Linked DNA regions of Homo sapiens: region 1 is linked to region 2. Evidence: chromatin contacts called from ENCODE Hi-C or POLR2A ChIA-PET data. All regions are on one chromosome and are shown on one strand. Each heading gives the region's core, a stretch centred on a gene start or an enhancer-like site at or near the end of the contact. The rest is flanking DNA. Distances are from core to core; before and after follow the strand shown. Region 1 overlaps TOP1 (DNA topoisomerase I). Region 2 has its middle 88 kb from the start of TOP1.

Region 1 (2,882 bases), core at 4-2,503, 110 kb after region 2:
CAGAAAAAGTTTGCTGACCTGATTGAATGTGCTTGTGTGTATCACAGGAAGCTCACCAGGACTCTTGGTATGTAGCCTCTAGCTCCCAAAGGCATCTGAGCCCCACTGGCAGGACTCAGTTACCTGTCTCTGTCTAAGCATGACTCCACCCATTAGCGTCCAGACAACGAAGAAAACTTCTATTTTAAAGAGCTTGACTAACCCCCTCCTTATTATCTAAGTTAGAGTAGCTGTGCCACCCCTTAAGTAGCTTTTCCTTCTTCCTTTCAAATAGGGGTTGGAAGAGTAGCAGGTGAGAACAACCTCTTTCTTCCTCAATTGTAGAGACTCAATAGTCTAGGCTATAAATTAAAAAAAAAAAAAAAAAATTCCCCAGAGGCTGACTCAGCACATGCCTGCCTTTTAAAGGAACAGAGAGACCCAATTGGAATAGAAACTGAAAATAAAATCAGCAGCACATGAATTTTTGTAGGTGGCTCGTATTTGCTATTAATATTGCTCAGAAGACTCAGGAATAAGAAATAATAATGCAGGGTTTCTTCAAAATATGGTTCTGGACAGTGGATTATAGTTACCTGGAGAGCTTGTGTTAAAATATCTGAGGATGATTCCAAGTACCAGGGCTTATACACAGGAATACTTGAGAACCACTGCACTCAAGCATTTAAAATTTTCCTTTTACCTAAATCCACATGGGCCAAGACAATTTTTAAAATTCATAGAATTCATGTGACCAGACGTAAGGGGTCAATAAAGGTCATTTTATAGATCAGAAAACTGAGACCCAAAGCTGAGAAATAAGTTATCTAAAACCCCACCAGGACATTGCATTAAAGGAGTTGCTCTAAGCGTGTCTTCTTACTATTAGAAAGTGAAATTGACTTTTAAATCTGTCACTTAGTTTTTGGCATAATAATAAAACAATGAACAGTCTGTTCTGGCTCTAATTGCGCCTAGAATCTCCAGATCAGAAGACCTTCTTGTAGATCAAGTAACATACTTCTCTGAAAGACAGTTTGTCGGTCCTATCACTGAAGTCTGAATTATTTTTTTGATTTTTAAATATAATTAATTGGTCCCTGGAAATGAGAACCAGAGGAAGATAAGAAGATGAACTTGAATTTAAGGACCATAATGGAAGGAGTGGGATGGGAAAGAAGGCTGTAAAATAAGACAGTGGTTGTGGAGAGACAGATTAAGGTAAGGAGAGAAGGTTGTAAAATAAGACAGGAAGGGGTTGTGGAGAGACAGATTAAGGTAATTGTGGTGTTGTAAAGCCATAAAAGAAATTTAAATGCGGAAGTGGCCTGGAAGAGAAAACATTCTCTGATCATTTAACCCTTTTGTGTGTGTGTCAGTTTGAGGCGTAAAGTAGACGAATAGCCTCCTTCTTGTGTGTCTTTTCCATGGCAAAGCCTTTAAGGATAATAGCTGACCACTAATCTCACACAGCTGCTGATGTTTAAGAACCTAATTCTTGAAGTGTTTTTAAGTCAGTTTGTGGCATTTCTTCTGAACACTTGGGCACTTTGGAAATTGTAGTGACAGGTTTTAGAAATTTGAAGTTGTGTTGCAGAGGTGATAACAAAATTGGGTCTTTGAGCAACTCTGAGTCTTTTAATGCAGTGCACTTCTAAGTTTCCGATGGTATTTCCCCAAGTTTTGAATATTGAAAAGAAAGACCACACTTTGCAAAATAATTGGCAACTTTCATTTAATTCAGTTTGACCCTGTCTTGAACTTGGTCTTTGTAACTTCTTATGAGGGTCTTTTCCAACGGTAACATTAGAGGCTGATTCTGGAACTTCATGGAGGCAAGTCCAGTGAAACTTGGGCAGTTAGGGGGACCCTTTCCCTCTCCCTTTTCAAAGTTACTCAGTCAGCAGCTGCTACTGTTGGGATGGCGCGGTCAGGTGGGTATTATGCTTATTATGAAACTTGATGAGGGCAGGGACTCAGTTTTGGGGCTGAGTTGTATTTCAACACTTAAGTGGCACTCAGTAAATACTTGAACAAATGAATATTGTGAATCCCAACTTCCTTAAGGACAGAAGAACTATTTATACTTGTCTGCCATCTTCTTAGCTAGAGATTTTTTTTTTGTTTGTTTTGTTAGCTTTCAAGTTGAGGTCCCTAACAGGGGAATCCCATAGTTTCAATGATGAACAGGTCCATGACAAAAATTCTTGTTTATATGCAATACACATTTAGGGAGAATAAATGGTCATGTGGACTTTAAAAATTGGAAATGTTACTAGTCTCTTCTCTCATTCTTTTGTTTTGTTTTATGTTGAGGCAGAGTTTCACTCTTGTTGCTTAGGCTGGAGTGCAATGGCACGATCTTGGCTCACTGCAACCTCCGCCTCCGGGTTCAAGTGATTCTCCTGCCTCAGCCTCCCAAGTAGCTGGGATTACAGGTGTGCATCACCATGCCCGGCTAATTTTTGTATTTTTTAGTAGAGATGGGCTTTCACCGTGTTGGTCAGGCTGGTCTTGAACTCCTGAACTCAGGTGATCCACCTGCCTTGGCCTCCCAAAGTGCTGGGATTACAGGCATGAGCCACTGCTCCCAGCCCTCATTCATCAGTTTTTTAAGGGTTTCTTTAGAGCTGAATCCTCCCAGCAGTTTTCTTTCCTTTTGAATTCCAGAGCTCTTTGGGCCTTTAGCCAGAAACAGTCTCTGTCCTGCTTACTTTGAAAGGCTGTTAACTATGCCCTGGAATTTTGGAAATGTTCTCCTTGAGAATTGCTGTAAAGTAGTGATAAGGACTCTTCTGTAGGCTACAAATTGAAACCAGCCACCATTAAGATGGCTCACAGACAGGGTGTCCTGGATTGAAACTGGACCAACGTTGGTATAGTCTGAATTTGAGGAGTAAAAA
Region 2 (2,784 bases), core at 52-2,551:
CTTGGTACCCCTTAACCAACATCTACCCCCAGCCCCGGGCAGCCACCATTCTACTCCCTCCTTCTATGTGTTCGGCTGTTTTAGATTCCACATGTTAGCGAAATCTTACAGTGTTTGTCTTTCTGTGTCTGACATTTCACTTAGCATAATGCCTTCCAGGTTCATTCATGTTGTTGGGAATGACAAGATTTTCTTCTTTTATAAGTTTGAATAATAATTCACATTTATTATTCACATTTTCTTTATCCATTTATCTATTGACAGACATTTAGGTTGTTTTCATATCTTAACTACTGTGAATATTGGTACAGCCATAATGGAAGACAGTATGGAGGGTCCTCAAAACATTAAAAATAGAGCTACCATATGATCCAGCAATCCCACTTATGGGTGTATAAGGAAATAAAATCAGTATTGCAAAGAAATATCCTCACTCCCATGCATTCATTTTTCATTCAACAAATATTTACAGTCCCTCCCCTTGTGTAACTTCTAAACCTTCGGGACAGACAGACACTAAACAGACAAATAATTACATAGACTGGTGGTTCTCGTCCACTAGAATCATCAGGGGAGCTTTTAAAAATATGCTGCTCACGTGGGCCCAGTGGCTCACACCTGTCATCCCAGCACTTTGGGAGGCCAAGGCAGGTGGATCACTTGAGGCCAGGAGTTCAAAACCAGCCTGGCCAACGTGGCAAAATCCCATCTCTACTAAAAATACAAAAATTAGCCAGGCGTGGTGGTGCAAGCCTGTAGTCCCAGCTACTCGGAGGCTTGAACCCAGGAGGCAGAGGTTGCAGTGAGCCGAGATCACACCACTGCACTCCAGCCTGGGTGGCAGAGCGAGGCTCTTTCTCAAAACACACACACACACACACACACACACACACAGAGACACACAGACACACACACACACAAAGTGTGATGCTTAAGCTTCATCCCAGAAAAACTAAAGCTGAATCTCTGAGGGCACAAGCTGGGCATCAATTATTTTTTTAATTGCCTAGGTAATGCTAGTGTGCAGTCAGGCTGACATGCTGGCATGGGGGATAAAGGAGGGTAATTGTAAGGAGGGTAATCTGCAATGCTGCCACCCGGGCTTGCTTTCCCTAGAGGTTTTGAAAGTATGATCAGTCAATTGTGTTTTTTGTAATTATTTATTTAAATAAGATAAACTTATATTAGCCACCCCGTCTTCCATGTATAAAGAAGTCACAAATTACTTAGATCAGTGCTTCTCAAACTGTAGCAAACATCGGAATCACCTGGAGGGCTTGTTGAACCAGATCACTGGGCACCACTTCGAGCCCAAGAATTTGCATCTCTCACAAGTTCCCAGGTGACACTGATGCTGCTGGTCTGGAAACTCCACTTTGAGAAACACTGAATTGGAGCAAGGTTTAAAGAAATTCAAGTGGTTGAGCACCTTCCTTCCTCACTAAACATCTGCTGTTCACAGACTCTGTTTAACCAAACTCTGCTGCTTTCTCGCAAGCTGATGTAGAAAGCCTTCAGATCTCCTTTGTTAGGAGAAGAAGCTGTGAAAAATCATACCTCTCCATCATACATGTGCCTGTTTTCACTGCAGGATGTTTCACAACCACATTGCTTCAGAGCAGGCAACTTCTCTTCTTTAACTGCCAATTTCTCATCACAGCAGTGGCTGTCAGCATCAGCATCACTGGACACCTGTTAGACATGCAAATTCCTGGCCTACTCCAGGCCCACTTAATCAGAAACTCTGGGAGTGAAGCCCAGCAGTCTGTGAACTAGGAAATCACACAGGTGATTCTGATGTACTCTCAACTATGAGAACCACTGGCCTAGAAAAAAACGTGTTAATTGCCCCTTCGAATTCTTCAGGATCCTATTCACTCTGATTATTTGTATCATTTCTTTCATAAAAATAATAATAATTTGCTTCCATTTGTCAAGTCTTCCTATGTGCCAGGGACTGTGCTAAGTACTTTACATTAAAGATCTTATTTAAACCTTGGAACAACCCAATATTCATTATACTATTTTATAGATAAGGAAACTAAAGCTTGGAGAGGTTGAGAGTTCGGCCCACCTGTTAAGTGGCAAACCCAGGAAAACACTGCTCTCTGCCCCACCCCGGTTCATCTTTTCCAAACATTAGGCATTGTATTAAGTGTGTTCTCACACTGCTATAAAGAACTACTTGAGACGGGGTAATTTATGAAGAAAAGACGTTTAATTGACCCAGTTCTGTAGGCTGTACAAGAAGCATGGCTGAGAGACCTCAGGAAACACAATCAAGGCTGAAGGTAAAAGGGAACAAACATGTCTTACCATGGCGAGCAAGAGAAAGAGAGTGAAAGGGGAAGTGCTACACACTCTTAAACAACCAGATCTTATGAGAACTCACTATCACAAGAACAGCAAGGGGGAAATCTGCCCCCATGATCCAATCACCTCCCACCAGGTACCTCCCCCAACTTTGGGAATTACAATTCGACATGAGAGTTGGGTGGGGACACAGAGCCAAACCATATCAGGCACTTATCACACCCATATGGCTGTGGTTTATACCTCCATTGTAGTGCTTTCCCCCAGTCATAAGATTTGTTTAATATCTCACTACTTTTTTCTACCCAAATACCTGCTTTTTAAAGCTAGTGTTCATTTTCTTAAAAAAAACTAATTGTTGAAATGTTTTAAAATCATCTGTTTGCTGCCCTAACTGATATCATGCATTTTTCTTTTATGAAAATTGTAAAGCTCAGTTAAATGTTTAAAATGCAAAGAGCAGACACCCAA

Evidence for each region. Hi-C counts contacts between places; a loop is a spot of excess contacts on that map. ChIA-PET counts read pairs that join two places held with the same protein, here RNA polymerase II (POLR2A). Pooled maps may share reads with other maps.
Region 1: a loop to region 2 is called in a pooled map, with 2.0 times the contacts of the local background. The contact joins two enhancer-like sites. A Hi-C loop is called at or near these places in 1 of 50 pooled maps. POLR2A ChIA-PET finds 5 or more read pairs at or near these places in 4 of 52 experiments (Caco-2, OCI-LY7, WTC11 and 1 more).

The regions. Positions count from the first base shown.
Region 1 is chr20:41,047,743-41,050,624 of GRCh38, forward strand. The region is part of intron 2 of TOP1 (DNA topoisomerase I); the gene reads left to right. Among named protein-coding and RNA genes, the nearest start is that of TOP1, 20 kb to the left of the region's middle. Within about 2 kb of position 1,254, at least 8 of the 41 ENCODE cell types and tissues checked have a DNase peak (open chromatin) inside an H3K27ac peak, as active enhancers do; they include OCI-LY7, where a contact is called at or near this core.
Region 2 is chr20:40,939,875-40,942,658 of GRCh38, forward strand. No RefSeq gene overlaps it. Among named protein-coding and RNA genes, the nearest start is that of TOP1, 88 kb to the right of the region's middle. Within about 2 kb of position 1,302, at least 4 of the 41 ENCODE cell types and tissues checked have a DNase peak (open chromatin) inside an H3K27ac peak, as active enhancers do; they include OCI-LY7, where a contact is called at or near this core.